Regions from separate parts of the Mus musculus genome. Here region 2 is linked to region 1. Evidence: chromatin loops called from intact Hi-C (ENCODE). Cell type or tissue: left cerebral cortex. All regions are shown on one strand.

The links. Hi-C counts contacts between places; a loop is a spot of excess contacts. Peaks named below come from ENCODE experiments on the same cell type or tissue, not always from the same donor. Only the 100,000 strongest peaks of a DNase experiment are listed, where the experiment ranks them.
Region 2: it touches region 1 in a loop (6-fold over the local background); 3 of 42 quality-filtered maps call a loop at or near these places.

Annotation. Positions count from the first base shown.
Region 1 is chr16:32,873,330-32,881,329 of GRCm38, forward strand. Fyttd1 (forty-two-three domain containing 1) reads left to right here and starts at 4,455. Exons shown (of 9, transcript NM_027226.4): 1 at 4,455-4,667. The coding sequence starts at 4,565. It also overlaps a transcript of Rubcn not described here. In left cerebral cortex, CTCF peaks have their summits at 2,182 (motif pointing left) and 4,334; DNase peaks (open chromatin) are centred at 4,421, 5,074 and 5,186; H3K4me3 peaks cover 2,776 bases; H3K27ac peaks cover 1,366 bases.
Region 2 is chr16:33,375,992-33,383,991 of GRCm38, forward strand. Zfp148 (zinc finger protein 148) reads left to right here and starts at 4,784. Exons shown (of 9, transcript NM_011749.4): 1 at 4,784-5,036. 1700007L15Rik (RIKEN cDNA 1700007L15 gene) reads right to left here and starts at 4,745. Exons shown (of 2, transcript NR_045709.1): 1 at 4,525-4,745; 2 at 3,863-4,388. In left cerebral cortex, CTCF peaks have their summits at 2,593 (motif pointing left), 3,479 and 4,611; DNase peaks (open chromatin) are centred at 3,079, 3,463, 3,757, 4,734 and 4 more places; H3K4me3 peaks cover 3,151 bases; H3K27ac peaks cover 3,359 bases.

The DNA of each region.
Region 1 (8,000 bases):
CTAGAAAATGCAGAGTCAGTCTTTAACTCCAGCTTTTGTTAACATGGCTGATCAACATTTCAGTCCGTTGTGAGTGGTGACTCTGTGCTTGAAAGTGTGTGTGTGTGTGTGTGTGTGTGTGTGTGTGTGTGTACAGGGAAGGCACAGAGGCAGAAGCAATGAAGCAGCTGGTCACATCCACAGCCAGGAGGCAGAGAGATGAAAGGGCAAGTTCAGCTCGTAGACTGGTGTTGCCCACATGTAGTGTGAGCCTTCTACCTCAGGCAACTCAGCCTAGAAACTTCCTCATAACCACGCTTGAAGGGGTGTCTCCTAGGAGATTCTAGGTCCTGCTAAGTTGAAAATTAATATTAACTCTCACATAGCCAGAGCTGACTGAGACATTACTAATATAGGTATTGTAGTCATAACTTTTTATTCTTTTCTCTCAATGTAAACCTAGTTAAGTCCTGGCTATGATCCTGGAATTACAATTTATTAATAAGATATGAGGGAGAGATAATTGAAATTCATAGACTAACCATTTACCTCGAGTGACAGAGCTTCTGAGAATCAAATTCAGATCTGTAACTCCAAAGTCAGTTTGACTATACCATCTAATTAATTTACATTGATTACTTCCAAGTCTAGTGTTTATGGTAATGTTTGTACTGAGACCACAGCTCTGATCACAAGTTTGTATTTAAACTTTAATTGATGCACTAGTACAAAGTCAAATCTCTTCACAAAAATACTAGTGATAATTAATGAGTGATAGAACATGTGCAAATACTGGTGCCCTCATATGTTGTTGATGACAATATAGTGTGGGCTTGTGAAAATCAATCTGCCAGTTCCTTACAAAGTTAAAAAAGCACTGTCATATGGTCCAGCAATCTATATCCAGTATGTTTCTAAGAAGTGAGGACTTATATCCACACCAAACTCATATATGAAAGTTCATAGCACACTATTTATAATAACCAAAAAGTGAAAACAGACAACTGTCTATTAACTGATAAAGAAAACACTACATCCATGCAATGGAATACTATTCAAGTATCAACAGGAGTGAAGGTTGGACTTAGTGTTAAAATATGAGCAATCCTAGAAGACCTTGTTTAGTGAAAGAAGCTAGACACAACAGATTGTATACTGTATGATCCTGTTTGTACGAAATGTCCAGAATGAGCAATCTACAGAGACAGACAGGAGAGGTATGGTTGCTATGTTTGTTTTGCTTTGTGTGTGACCTATATGCTGGTATAGTATTACCACAGTGCTTTATTCTTGTATCTTTTGAAATCCAGAGAGTCTATGAATCTCTGAGGCCTTAGCCCTTGGGAACGTGAAATTCCAGATAAAACAAGAAGGATGAGATACCAAGGAACATTCTACAAAACTAAAAGATTTGGAATCAGGCTTCAGTTTTGAGAAGAGACAGGGACAAAAGGTAGTACTTATTATATTGGTACAAAAAAGTTTTTATATATTGGAATATTTGTTATTTGTTCTATACAGACCTAAAGTTAAAAAAAACAAACAAAATTTCAAAATCTAAACACACCTGTTTTGTTATATCAAATGCATGCTTTCAAAATCTAAATGCCTTAACTTTTTCATGTAGATTAGAAAGAAGATTAGAAACAAGATGGGCTGGTAAGATGGCTCAGTGAGTGAGGGTGCTTGCTGCTAAGTCTGACAATAAGAGTGTGATCCCTACATGGTAGAAAGAGAGAATGGACTCCCACAAGTGGTCCTCTGATTCCACACGTGCCATGTTACATGTGCTCACATACATGCACACCACACACACATATACAGTCAATCAATCAATCAATAATAAATGTAAACAGACTTTCCAAGCTGGGTATGGTAGTGTACAATTGGCACTAAGAAGGCAGAGGTGAGCTGGGCGTGTGACGCACGCCTTTAATCCCAGCACTCGGGAGGCAGAGGCAGGCAGATTTCTGAGTCCAAGGCCAGCCTGGTCTACAGAGTGAGTTCCAGGACAGCCAGGGCTGTACAGAGAAACCCTGTCTCAAAAAACCAAAAAAAAAAAAAAAAAAAAAAAGCTGGGCTGGAGAGTTGGCTCAGCAATTAAGAGCACTGACTGTTCTTCCAAAGGTCCTGAATTCAAATCCCAGCAACCATATGGTAGCTCTGTAATGAGATCCATCTGCAATGAGATCGGATGCCCTCTTCTGGTGTGCCTGAAAACAGCTACAGTGTACTTACATTAAATAAATAAATAAATAAATAAATCTTAAAAAAAAAAAAAAGAACCAATCTACAATTCTTTTCTGTAGTTTACTTCTACAAATGAGCAGAGAGTGCAGAAGTTATAACTAATGGCAGAGGGCTAATGCAGGGAGAAACATCTTGTGCTTAGAGCATCTCAGAAATGTAAAGATAGGGTTTCTGGCCTCAAACTCAGAGATCTGCCTGCCTCTGCTGGGATTAAAGTTGTGCACCACCACCACCACCCAACTCAGGGTTGTAAAGACTCTTAGGATAACTTATGCAGACTAAGGCCTATAGCATTCCATAAGGTAATATAACAAGTGACGGAAGAGAATGATAAATGCTGTACTCAATAAACCCAGGAACGGTAGAAGCTTTCTTGTTGGGTGGTTTGGTTTTGGTTTGGTTGTTTTGAGACAGCCTCACTGTGGAGCTCTGGCTGGTCTGGAGCTCTGAGATCTGCCTGCCTCTCAGTACTAAGTCCAAAGGTGCCTGGCCTCATCCACACTCTTCTTTACAATCTAGCTTCCCCAGTTGCTAGCAGTTCAAGGGGTTGGGGTTGGAGAGTAAAATAGCAAACCCAAGGACCTTGTGGCAAAAGCATCAGCTATTCTACTATTCTACGTGCCAGATTTTACTGTTGAATCTTGCTGAATTCAAACTTTTTACCATTAGTTTCTTGTATGCCCTCATAGGTGTGTGCTATGTTAACTGACTATATACAGTTACAGTTTTGCCATGGGAAAGAAAACCAACTTGACTTTTGCTGTTGTTTTGAGACAGGTAATCTTTACATAGCCCTGATTGTCCTGGAACTATGACCTGGCTTGTTTACAGCTTACAGAAATTCACTCACTATTCTTTGCCTCCCGAGTATTGCAATTAAAGGCACTGCAAAACACACCTGGCCCAACTTGACTTTTGAGAATAAGGGATTGTATTTCTCAAATTCTCAATAGAAAATTATACATTTCCTCAAGATAAGACTACTATGATTCATCAAACACCCCAAAACATCATGCTTTTGGATGGAATCACGAATTAAGAGTGGCCTTTTCTTTTAACCATATCGTAAGAAGCATTAGTATGTAGTTTTAAGATGGATCAATAGCTGTCACAATCTTTACTAAAAAGGGTAGATACAATATAACCAGGTCTCAGCTGGTAAAAGTTAGAAAATATGTTATTAATAGATGCAATTGTACATGATATGAAGTGTTTTAAAGTATGGAAGCTCCAAGCAAAAAATAGTAAAATGTGTCACGGCTGTTGAATTTGCAAATCACATGGATTGTGACATTACTAAATTAAATATAGGATAGTGTGGTTTTCAGATTTCTTGGGTCACTACAAAGCTAGCTCAGGTCTCTACTAAAGAAATTTTAGGAAGTGAAGAAAACGGTGGCAGAGATTTCTACACGAACAGAACACTTGACGCTGTTTTTTTTTCCTTAGATGAAAATGCCTGAGATGGTTTTGAGCTGTTATGTGGGGGATGGAATAACAGGCATGCTTCCACGCAGGTGCGTTGTAGAAAATAAAGTAAAAAAAAAAGGGGGGGGGGGAATAACATTTCGTAAAGGGGAAACGAATTATTAAGCTGGAATGGAAACATTAAGTTTTTCTATAAAGACGATTAAGGAAAATATATATATTTCGCCACTCAATTGAGTAATAGAAAAACGCAACCAAATAAACAGAAGTACTTACCCTCCCAAGGGAAGATGAGGTCTTACTAAGGTAGCTAGTACCGTGCCAAATGTTTATAGAGTGCCAACTGAGACAAGGCACAGATACATTAGCATTTACTTTTATTGTTAAGGTGACTCAAGAACTGTCACTGCAGCCTTTGCTATCAGACGTGGCAACTCAGGGACAGGGGAGCTGGGACCCATCGCTGCAATCTCGGCTCGCAGGGGTCTGTCCAGCCTCCGTAGGCTGCACTGCAGAGGGGCGTGCCGGGCCTTTCCGCAGCAGGACGGGCCGGAACAGCAGGGCCAGGCTAGTCGTTCAGACTCGGTTTCGGAGGCGCTGCCAATGGTGTGGACCGTCGAGGCGCTAGGACAGCCGCTATTCCCGGCGCCCTGGGCTGAGGCTCCAGGACGGCGCCCCGCACCGGTAAGGGCCGCTAGGCGCCAGTTTCGCGTGGGCCGCTCTAGCCGCCCGCAGCTCGTCTCGGTAGTCCCTCTCCCCCGCCCGCTGCTGGGAGGTGGGAGGGCGAGGACGCCGCCGGCGCGCGTGCGCGCTCTGCGCTGCAGCTAGTCTGCGTGCGTGAGTGGGAGGCGGCGGGCCTGCGACTCTGGCCTTCCCGGCTGACTGCTCCGACGCCGCAACCCCAGTCATGAACCGGTTTGGCACCCGGTTGGTAGGAGCCACGGCGACCCCGCCGCCGCCACCGAAAGCACGAAGCAATGAGAACCTGGACAAAATCGATATGTCCCTGGGTGAGAGACCAGGGTGGCCGCGTCGTGGTGGGGGGAGGGGGCGGGAGGCACGGTGGGGGAAGGGGCGGTTGACCGCGGTTGCCTGTCCGGTTTGGTCGCGCGTGGGCGGAACCGGCGAGGACCCCCCCCCCCCGATGGGACGGGAGCGACCCCGGTGTGTCCCACCCCCGGGGGTAGGGAGGGGTCGTAACAAGGACTGGCCGGGCCCGGCGGTCCGCAGGGTCCGTAGCTGCTGTCTTCTTTCCCCGCAGGACGGAGTCTCTTGGGCTACCCGGGCCGGCGTGTGCTCACCCACCCGGGGCTTTTCCTTTTAAAGGGTCTTAGAACCAGCCTGGGGCTGCAACTGACTAAAGCCAGCAACCGCGAGAATAGCTTGTCTGGTGTGAATGCCCAGAAGTGCGCTGGGCACGGGCGATTTCCAACCGGCGCCTCCCCTGGGAACGCCGGGGGTCCCGGACGCGGTCCCTGAACGGCCGCTCGGAGGGGTCGTTAAGCGTGAACCGTATTACTGAGTTTGATTAGGTGTTTACTGAAGCGTGTTCTCTAGCACGGTTTCAAAGTTAGCCAGTTGGGGGTGGGGAGGGAGAGATGTACGCAGATTGATAAAATGTCAGGTAGAACATGGGGTCCCGTGTACATAAAAAGGATGCCGTGGTTTGCTGATGATTATGTAAGAAAAGCATGAGGATTGTTTTTTATTTTCGAAAAAAAAAATAATTCCAATCCAACAGTATGAGGGCTTCTGTTTGGTTTGGCTTAGCAAATCCAAAAGTAATTCCTTCTTTTCTTTTCTTTTTTTTTCTTTTGTAGAGTCAAGTTATGTATGGTACTGGATAGAATCAGTGCTCTCTTTCTTTTTCCTCTTTCCGGGTCTCTTCTCACCACACTGCCCCTCTTGGATATTTTAAAATACCTGAATACTGAACTTGTGTTTCTTTTCTAATGGAAGGCTATCCTGGGCCTCAGAAGCCCAGGGACCATACAGCTGAAGAGGGGAGCAGGTGTCCCAGTGGAAGGGCATCCTGAGACACTGGTGCCCAGGAACCACACAGCTCTGAAAGGAAACCTTCGCAGCTCCCAGGGGAGGGTATTCCCAGCTGAGCTGAGGAGCTCAAGAGTCTCAGACCTACTCCACTTGTTTGCTTCTCTTCATTGCTTCTTGGCTTCTTATCAGTCACACCAGGCAGCAAATCGCATAAAAGAGATTTATTGGTAGATCCAGAGAGAAGAGGGACGAATCCAGTAATGGCTGCCCTCTGCTCCCACTATAGGACAACAGGGAATTGGACAAAAGGCAAGGGCTTATATAGGGTTTCTTAGGGGGATAGAGCTTTTCCGGACAGATTTCCAGAATAAGTATTGGTGAGTTTTCCTACTCAGGGATTGGTTAGGTTTTGTGGGAAGCTCAGCGATTGGTGGGTTTTTCCTGCTCAGGGATTGGTAGATTTTCAACCTTTTTCTCTGCCTTGGGGCCCATGGGTTAGGATAGGAAGTCCTTTCCGACCGACCAATCGACCACAGGCCCCTTTGGCTGAGATGCCATCACGGAGAGGCTGGAAAGGAGCTGTGGACTGCCACGGTGGGACAGCTTCTGCAGCAGTATTTCGGGGTGGCACGTTTCCTTTTCCACCTCTAGGCTTTAGGCTGAGGTGGAAAAGGAGATGCACCACAGCGATGACTCCTGTGACAGTTCTAGGCTGAGGAGGTGACAAGATGCCTCCATTTTGTCTGCTCCTGTGGGGACATCTTAAAATGGCCCTAGGCTGAGGTAGGAAGGAGGAACTGGCTGCTTAGGGACTACAGAACTTAGATGTAACCTATTCTGAGGATGTTGTTTAGGGTAATCCTGGGCCTGGAAACACTCATGATATTTCTTTACATTCGTGTTATCTCTTCTGTTACTTGGAAAGCTTTTGATCAGCAGTTAAGAACTCTTCCTTGGTTTCTGGGGTTGCCTTAAGTCAAAACCTAATATTTGAACTAGTAAATTAACAGGAATATGTTTGGCCTTTGTTTAGTCTGACCACATTGGCTGATCAGTAATGAACTCCAAAAAATAAAAAAAAAAAAAGACAGCTTTTGATTGAAAGCCATGAATTTGTATAACATGTTTATTGGATGCTAGGCTATAAACTAAACATTTAATATAATTTAATGTCCTAATAACCTCACAAGGGTTGTACTCCTAGTGATAAGTATGTAGAGCCATACTATTTCATGAGCACCCTGCTTCTGACATTTACTAGCCCTGTGACTATGGACAAATTGTCTAAAAAGGTGATGACAGTAGGGGCTAGAGAGATTGCTTAGTGGCTGAGAACATATTCTGTTCTTGCAGAGACCCAAAGTTTAGTTCCCAGTGCCTACTTTAGGCAGCTTGGCCCAGAACGTAACTCCAGTTCCAGAGATCCTGTGCTTACATGCACAGATTCACAACCATACACACATAATTAAAATAAAAGCCTAAAAAAGGTGATAACAGCTATCTCATGGAATTGCTATATTAAATGGGTCAGTAGGCAAATGAAAACTGCTTGGAACAATATTTGGTGGACAACAAATGCTATGTATCTACTTATTGAGACAGGGTCTCACTATGTACCCCTGGCTGGCCTGAAACCAGGATGTCCTGTAGACCAGGGTGACCTCAAACTCATAAGAGAATCACCTAACACTGCCTCCTGAGTGCTGGAATTAAAGGCCTGTAGAAAGCAGAAGAGGGTGTCAGATCCCCTGGAACTGAGTTGTGACCACAGGGAATTAACCCTGTGTCTTCTGGAAGAGCAGCAAGTGCTCTTTTTTTGTTGTTTTTGTTTTGTTTTGTTTTGTTTTTTTGAGACAGGGTTCCTGTGTAGCCCTGGCTATCCTGGAGCTTGCTCTGTAGACCAGGTAGGCCTTGAACTCAGATATCCACCTGCCTCTGCCACTGGAGTGCTTGGATTAAAGGCTTGCATTACCACCACTGGTTGCAGCAAGTGCTCTTAACTGCTGATCCATCCTCTAGCGACAGAGAATATAATGTAGATCATTATAATGTAGTTCGTTGTAATGGATCTTTTTTTCTTCTAATGTTTACCCTATCTACTCAATGGGTGAGAGTGGCCATGTTCTCCTTTCATATTAAAAAAACTTGGAGGACTTAGATAATAAGATGTCTTCCTATTTTTATTTTTAGTTGTGGCAAGAATTGTATTATATACTAGTAATCAACACTCTAGAAGATAAGGTAGGAGAATCATGAGTTTCAGAGTAGTGAGACTTCATCTTAAATTAATTTCAGCTATATTAAAAATTACTGTGTGTAAAAGTTACTTTGGTATGTTGGACATTGTA
Region 2 (8,000 bases), 500 kb after region 1:
ACAGACAGACAGACAGAAACACACACAACACACATAGACACACACACACAGACACACACACCACCTCCATGCACACACCGACACGAAAAAATAAAAAGTTAAAAGACCCAAACTATACTATTTTAAGAGACTTCCTAACTCATCAGTGATATTCCTTTCCCTGTAAGGAAATCTTTCAACAAACTGTGTCTGTGTACTTTCACAAGCCCATTGATGAAAGCGGGAATCGGGAGTGTGTGTGTCCCCCACTCAGCACTTAACAAAGGAGGAGAAGCCTTTGTTTTGTTTTTGAAGGAAAAGAGCTACACTGAAATAATGCTAGCTTATGAGATGCTATAAAGTCAACTCTGCGCACTCGAGAATGACTACAAGGACTGAATGGCTGGATGTCTCAAACATTGTCACTGGGTTGGAAGGGACAGAAGCCTGAGATGCCTCAGTGGGGACAGGCACGATGGCACGATGATCTGAACTCAATCTCTAGCACCCACATAGTAGAGGAAGAGAACTGACCTCAGCAAGTTGTCCTCTGACCTCCACACATTTGAAGTGACATGTACCACCCCACCACACGAATAAATAAACATACACAGTAAAGTTATTTTAAATGATAGACTCACTCAGGAACACACCATAGTGGTCTCTTTCTTTTCCTTCCTCTCTCTTCTCTTTCCTCCCCCCCTTCTTTCACAGGCTCTCGAACTTTCCAAAGTGGCCTTGGGCTGACTATGTGGCTGAGGGTGCCTTGAACTTGAGATCCTCCTGCCTCTTCCTGCTCAGTGCTGGGAACATGGGATGTGCTACATCTCCAACTCAGAACAGTTCCTGGAATAGTATGCTGCTGAGCGTGATGGCCTTTAATCCCAGCTCTCAGAAACCATAGGAGTGGGCTGGTGAGATGGCTCAGCGGGTAAGAGCACCTGACTGCTCTTCCAAAGGTCCGGAGTTCAAATCCCAGCAACCACATGTTGGCTCACAACCACCTGTAACAAGATCTGACGTCCTCTTCTGGAATGTCTGAAGACAAGTACAGTGTACTTACATATAATAAATAAATTAAAAAAAAACCACATATGTGACATATGTATGTGTGTGATATATTAAATGATTTATGCTTATCTAGCATTTTTAAAAAGGACTGAAAACAAAAAACCAAATAGTAACAAAGAGAAGGAGAATAGCTACCTGATATAAGGGAGGAACGTTGATTTTGGCTTGTGCCAAAGAAATTTTGGACATGGTGAGGAAGAAGACCATGGCAAGTGGTAGAGCGAGCTGCTCAGCTCATGGTGGCCAAGGAAGGGAGAAGAGGGCTGTGTCCAGGGATAAAACACACCCTTCAGGGGCTGGAGAGATGGTTCAGTGGTTAAGAGCACCGACTGCTCTTCCAAAGGTTCAGAGTTCAAATCCCAGCACCCACATGGTGGCCCACAACCATCCATAATGAGATCTGACACCCTCTTCTGGTGCATCTGAAGACAACTACAGTGTACTTAGATATATAAATCTTTAAAAAACAAACAAACAAACAAACAAACACATCCTTCAAGGGCACACAGCCTGTTTTGTTCAACCAGGGTTTGTTTCCTACTCTATTTCTCAGTGATATGATAAACTATGATGCTTTAGCAATCCCTTGCTAGGGTTAGCGCCCCCAGGATCTAATCACCTCACAAAGGCCCCACCTCTGAACACCATTGCATCGAGTACTAAGTCAGCACATGAGCTGTAGGGGAACATTCAGATACAGACAGGTGGTATGAGGGGGTTCTTTTGTGATCAGAGTGGTTGCTTGGGGGGTGGTGGTGGTGTTGTTTCAAGACAGGGCTTCTCTATGTGGCTCTGGCTGTCCTTTCCTAGAGCTTGCTTTGTAGACCAGACTCTCCTCAAACTCATGTATGTCCACTTGCCTTTACTTCCTAAATGCTGGGATTAAAGATGTGCACTACCACAAACTGGTAAGGAGTGGTTCTGTCCTCACTGTGGGGACAGACCTGTGCTCCTACATAGGATGGAGGTAAACTCTAAACACACATGAGGATGCACATGCCGGGTGTGGTGGCACATGCCCTTAATCCCAGCACTCGGGAGGCAGAGGCAGGCTGATTTCTGAGTTCGAGGCCAGCCTGGTCTACAAAGTGAGTTCCAGGACAGCCAGGGCCACATAGAGAAACCCTGTCTTGAAAAACCAAAAACCAAACCAAACCAAACCAAACCCCTGGAGGATGCACATGGGTTCAAAGGTCACAGATACTGCCCGGTTTTGTGGGCACTACGTAACAGGCTCCTGCCAATCTGCTGCTGTTGATGGCTCTCCATAGTTTTATATCACACCATTGGGAGAAGCTGGGTGAAGAGATAAAGGAGTTGTTTTGCCCTGTATTTGTAACTTCGTATAAGTGTACAGTCATTTTAAAAATTTATCATTAGGGGTGCCCCTGTGGATGTTAAGAGGACAACTTTGGGGCTGGAGAGATGGCTCAGTGGTTAAGAGAACCTACTGCTCTTCCGAAGGTCCTGAGTTCAAATCCCAGCAACCACATGGTGGCTCACAACCATCTGTAATGAAATCTGATGCCCTCTTCTGGTGCATCTGAAGACAGCTACAGTGAACTTAGACATAATAATAAATAAATCTTTAAAAAAAAAAAAGAGAACAACTTTGTGGAATTGATTCTCTCCATCTACTTTTAGTGTGAGTTGAGCTCAGGTTGCTATCTTGTGAAGCAAGTGCGGTCACCTGCTGAACCCCCTTGCTGATCCTTCATTTGTTTTAAAGAGTTATTTTTATTCATGGTGTGTGCTTGTGCATATTATCTGCCATGTGTGTGCAGGTGCTCTGGAAACTTGGGCCCTCTGAAAGAGCAGCAAGTGCTTTGAAATGCTGAGCCATCTCAGACAGGGTTTCTCTGTGAAGCCCTGGCTGTCCTGGAACTTGCTCTGTAGACCAGGCTGGACTCTAACTCAAGTGATACCCCTGCCTCTGCCTCCTGAGTGCTGGGATTAACGTCACTACCTTATGGCTGTCTCTCATTGTTTTAAAGTGGGTGAGTGGAAGAAATTTAAGATGGAAAGGAAGCAAGCTGCGTGGCCAAGACTGGTATTGGAAGGTAAGCAGCAGCAGTCTGGATAAAAAAAATGGACCAGCAAGAATTTCAAGAGCCTTCAATCACTCTTACTTTGAAGGCATGGTCAGTAGTCTTCTCCACTCTGCCCATTTTAGATGGTTGTTTCTTCCTTGTCTTAATTCTCTTCAGAAACAAAGAGATGTATTCCTAGTGGCAACCCTATTCATCTTAGTCCACTGGGTGTGACCCTAGGCTTTTAGCTCTTTCTAGTTATTAGCTTTACCACAGCTTAAACCTAAAAGTTAGCTTCTTGGCTGCCAGAGGGTTTTTTTTTTCTTCTCTTCCCTTTTTAAAAATACATCTGAATTTGATGTCACTGCAGTTGCTAGAAGTTGCCAGAAGGCTGTCCTCCAGCTAACTGTCCCTTGCTCTAGCTTGTATCACGGTTTTGTTACAATTAGCATTCAGAATATGCACTGTCATCTTATTAAAATTTATATTTTTTTAGTGGAGAAGGTTCAAGTAGAGTTTATTGTGAGGCTGTGGGCTCATCCCTGCTTTTCTTAGTTAACTGTGTTTGAATTCAGCTGAACTTCTGAGCCTCAGCTACTTCAAAAGGCGTCGCGGTTTACTAAGGTTAACGCCTGAGGGAATATTAACCTTGCAGACAGTAATCTAATTCAGTGTCATCACAAGTGCATAATGCGGGAGTTTGGAGTTTGGCCAAAAAGCCTATTCAAATGAACATTCAAGGGGTGGGGAGGTGGGTGTGGACAAGGAGAGAATTCCAGAAATGGTTATGTAGATATTTTAATGTCCTTTCCCTCTCACCTCAAAGGTTATGTTTAAGTATTGCAGAGAGGTGCTAAAATAAAGCCTTGAGATTGTGAAACAGAAATCCTAACGAAGGTGCTCCATCTCTCAGGAAGTTCCCAATAACCCGATCGACATTCACTGGGCACATTAAGTTAGCTGACCTTGTACTACTGTGTGGGCACAAAGGTCATTAACTGTAAGCCCTCCCTTTGTATAGGCAACTAAAGGGCCTTGGTGTTAAATGAGGGCGCTCCTAAGAAACCAGGATTTAGTGAAGGTCGTCGAAGGGCTGCCAAAAGATGGCTCAACTAAGCAATCTTAGGTATGCAGAGATTATAACCAAGTCTTTGCTGACATGCAGACCGTGGTTTGGGCCAACGAAGTCCTGACTGGGATCTCTTGCTTTTTCTCGGTGCCCACATCCTGCATCGCGGTTTGCAGACTCCAACCAGGTTTTCTAGTTTCAAGGGTGCAGGGTAGCATCTTCCGGAAAAAGAGGAGAGGCTAGGTAAGAGAATAAAAGAAAGATCCAAGAAATCCTGGCTAAACCCTTCATCGACGTTCCCGCCCCTTCCACTTCCCAGGGCCTGGGCCGCTATTTAATCCCCATTTTTCACTTCTCGGGGTGCCAGGCACGCACCCAGCCTCAAGGGGAGGACGTCCCTCTCAGTGGCTTTCCCAGCTCCCATCAATTTCAAAGCGTTTTCCTCTCAGGCCCATCAGGGGGACCCCCAGAGCGGGGCCCAGCTTTCCCGGCCACGCCGCGCTGCTGACACGCAGGCGCCAGAATCAAAGCCACGCTTGGTCTCGCAGCCAGGTCTCCGCGCCAAGCGAGGGCCGGCGGCCCGGAGCGCTTCCTGTGTGCGATGCTTCCCATAATGCACCGCGCCGGCAGCGGCGGCGACCGCGGCGACGCTCTAGCCGCGCCATGTCTGCCTCTCGACTGCTCTGGGAGGAGGAAGAGAAGGAGGAAGAGGAGGAGGAGGAGGAGGGGGAGGAAGAGGAGAAAGGCGCAGGGGTGGGAGCTGTCGCCGGAGCTGCCACAGCAAAAGTTCTCTCCCCTCCCCCTCGCCCTCCTCGTCGGGCCCGTGGGAAGGTCGGAGCCGCCGCCGCCTGCAGTCAGTGACCGCGCGCCTCGGCGCCAGCCCCGCGGTAAACGCTCGGCCTGGCAGGCCTGGGCCCGGGAGGGCGGGGGAGGGGAGGGGGCGGCGCGCGGTCGGGGGGGGGGGAGCGCGGCGACGACGGTGTGACCCGCAGGAGCGGCGGGCCGGCCGGCCGGGGGGCGGCCCGGGAGGCGGCGGGCGCAGGCCGCGGGGAGCGCGGGGCTGGGGACGCGAGGATGGTGGGTCGGGGCTTGGAGAACGGAGAATGACGGGGGCGGCGGAGGCGAGAGAGCGGGCGGCCTCCGAGGCCTGCGGCCGGTGTCGGGTAGGAAGGTGGGATGCACGCGGGGAGGCCTCGGGGTGCCAGGCTGTGGGCGACGAGGCCGGCCAGACCCTGGGGTTCTCCGCCGTCTTGGTGCAGTGCTTTCTGCACCGCAGGCCTCGGTCGCCGCTGCTGCCTCGGTGTGCTCGTTGGCTGCAGGGAAGGGCAGGGGCTGGTGAAAAGGGGATTGCTTGCAGGAAGCCGAGTAGGAGTGCGAAAGGGGAGAAAGGGGCCGGAGGGGAAGATGCCGGATAGGTGGAGGAATGCCGGGGGTGGCTGTGGAGCAGTCTTGAGGATTCTGAGGGTGTTCATTGTGCAGATACGTTAGGTGTTTCATTATGGAAAGAACCGAAGCGTTTCCAAGGCAAGGGGAAGAAGGCTAGAGTAGTTTCTACGGATAGAAGGAAGAGCGTTTGAAGCCAGAGGAGTGCTAAATATTGGAAAAGAAGCAGAGAATGCATAATAGAATAGACAGATGTAGCATAATTATCAAATGCTGGCCCAAGGTCTAAAGAGTTATTCCAGATGGGCCAGAGTGGCCTAGTTCGGAACCTGTTTGGGCTCTTCAGTAGATGACATCCGGTAAGTGTGGGTCCCCGCTTGGTTGGGGGTCATTGAGAATTTAGTCACTTAGCCTGTAGATTGGTTTGAGACATTTTAGTGCCGCACTAGTGAACTGAAAAATCTTTGAAAGAGACCTTGAGAAACCGCCTGGCTTCTGGGCATTCTTGAGGCCACGGAGTTGAGAATTTTAGCAGATTTGGAGTATTGTCTGTTACCGGAGGGTGGATGAACACCGTCCTGGAAGACGGTGGAATAGGAATTAACGTGGCCTGGCGGTGTTCTTCTTCACTGCCTAGCTTATATGGTACCACCAGAAGAGCTGGTGCCGTATTTCAGCCTAGGTTGCAGGACATAGATTGTAATTGTCCGGGTCAAGAGTTGGTGCATTCTAGTCTGGTCTTTGAAGGCTCCATTTGTCTAGTTCTATACTTCGGGTTGGCGGGAGATCCTTTTCCATTCACAGTTCCGGGTGTACTCTTTCACGGAGGCATGATGTTATTAAAGAAAATAACATCTGCAAGCAAAATGTAGGCAGAGCATCTAGAATATCTGTTATCTTAGCTTATAAGGAGGTCAGGAGTGGTTGTAATGCCTAAGGAAATCTGAAGTGACAGGATGAGTCGAGGTCTCATGAGGAGGGACAGTCCCTATGTTAGGAAACCAAGTTCTGCACTCCCTGAATGCACAGTAGACCACATTTTTCAAGAAGGAACACTGGGTGAGAACAGAGTCTTGTCCTTTTTGTTTTGTTTTGCTTTTTTTTTTTGAGACAGGGTTTCTCTGTAGTTCTGGCTGTTCTGGAACTTGCTGTTGTATACCAGGCTGGCCCGGAACTCAGAAATCCACCTTCCTGTGCCTCCTTAAAGGCACAGCCCGGCTAGAACAATGTGTTAAATTCTATTTGGATAGTGGTCACCTTTTGTTATTAAGAGAAATTACATAATGTGTTGTGGTATCATTTCAACTGAAGGGAAGACGAGTATGTTAAATGTGACAGATCTTTTTCATGGCAGTTGAAGGAAAAGAGAATAATGGGGAGGATGGGGTAACATTCGGGAGAGGGGAAGGAAACTCAGGTATATTCATTCCTTTTTCTTTCATTATAATTTTTCTTATAGAAATAACTGGATTTTTTTATTTTTAAAAAAACTTGGAAATTTTCCGGTTAGTGCATTTAGATTTGCTCACTTTTAAAAAGATTTTTTTTTTTTTTTTTTTGGTTTTTCAAGACAGGGTTTCTCTGTATAGCCCTGGCTGTCCTGGAACTCACTTTGTAGACCAGGCTGGCCTCGAACTTAGAAATCCACCTGCCTCTGCCTCCCAAGTGCTGGGAGCAAAGGTGTGCGCCACCACGCCCAGCTAAGATCTTATTTTTATTTATGCATATGTATTTGTCTATGTGAACATATGCCATGGATGTGAGGGTAACCAAGGAGGTTAGAAGAGAATGTTGGATCCTCGGGAGCTGGGATGACAAGCATTTTTGAACTGACTGATGTGGGTGCTGGAAACTGAACTTGGGTCCTTTGGAAGAGCAGGACGCACTCTTATTAGCTGCTTCTTTGGCCATTTTAAAAAAGGGCTTACTTGACATGATGCACCCATTTTTACTGTCATGGTGTTCGTGGCTCAGTTTCCCTCTGCTGCACTGGTATTGTGTATTGTCATTTCTTTTACTACTGAGTGCCAAATACAGTATGTTGTGTTTCTTATGCAAATAATATGAATATATGTAATTTTAAAAAACTGTCCTGAAGGGACTAACAATGAAAAGCAATGAAACAGGGGTTCATTGCAGTTTTGCTTTCATAGACTGCTGCCTGCTGTGCCCTGCAAGCCCCCCCCCCCCCTTTCTGAGACAGGGTCTCACTGTGTAGCTCTGTCTGAGGAGGGACTGGCTTTGTAGGCCAGGCTGGCCTCAAACTCAACAGAGATCCGCTTGCCTCTGCCTCCCAGGTGCTGGGATCACGGGCCCACATCACCGTGTCCAGTGAGCTTTTGTGTTGGTGTTCTGAGACAGGTTTCTGTCACCCAGGCTGGCCCCTTAAGTATGTAGGAAAGATGACCCTGACTGTCTGAACCTTTGCCTCTTTGATTTCTGGCATTACAGGTGTGAATTCCACAACT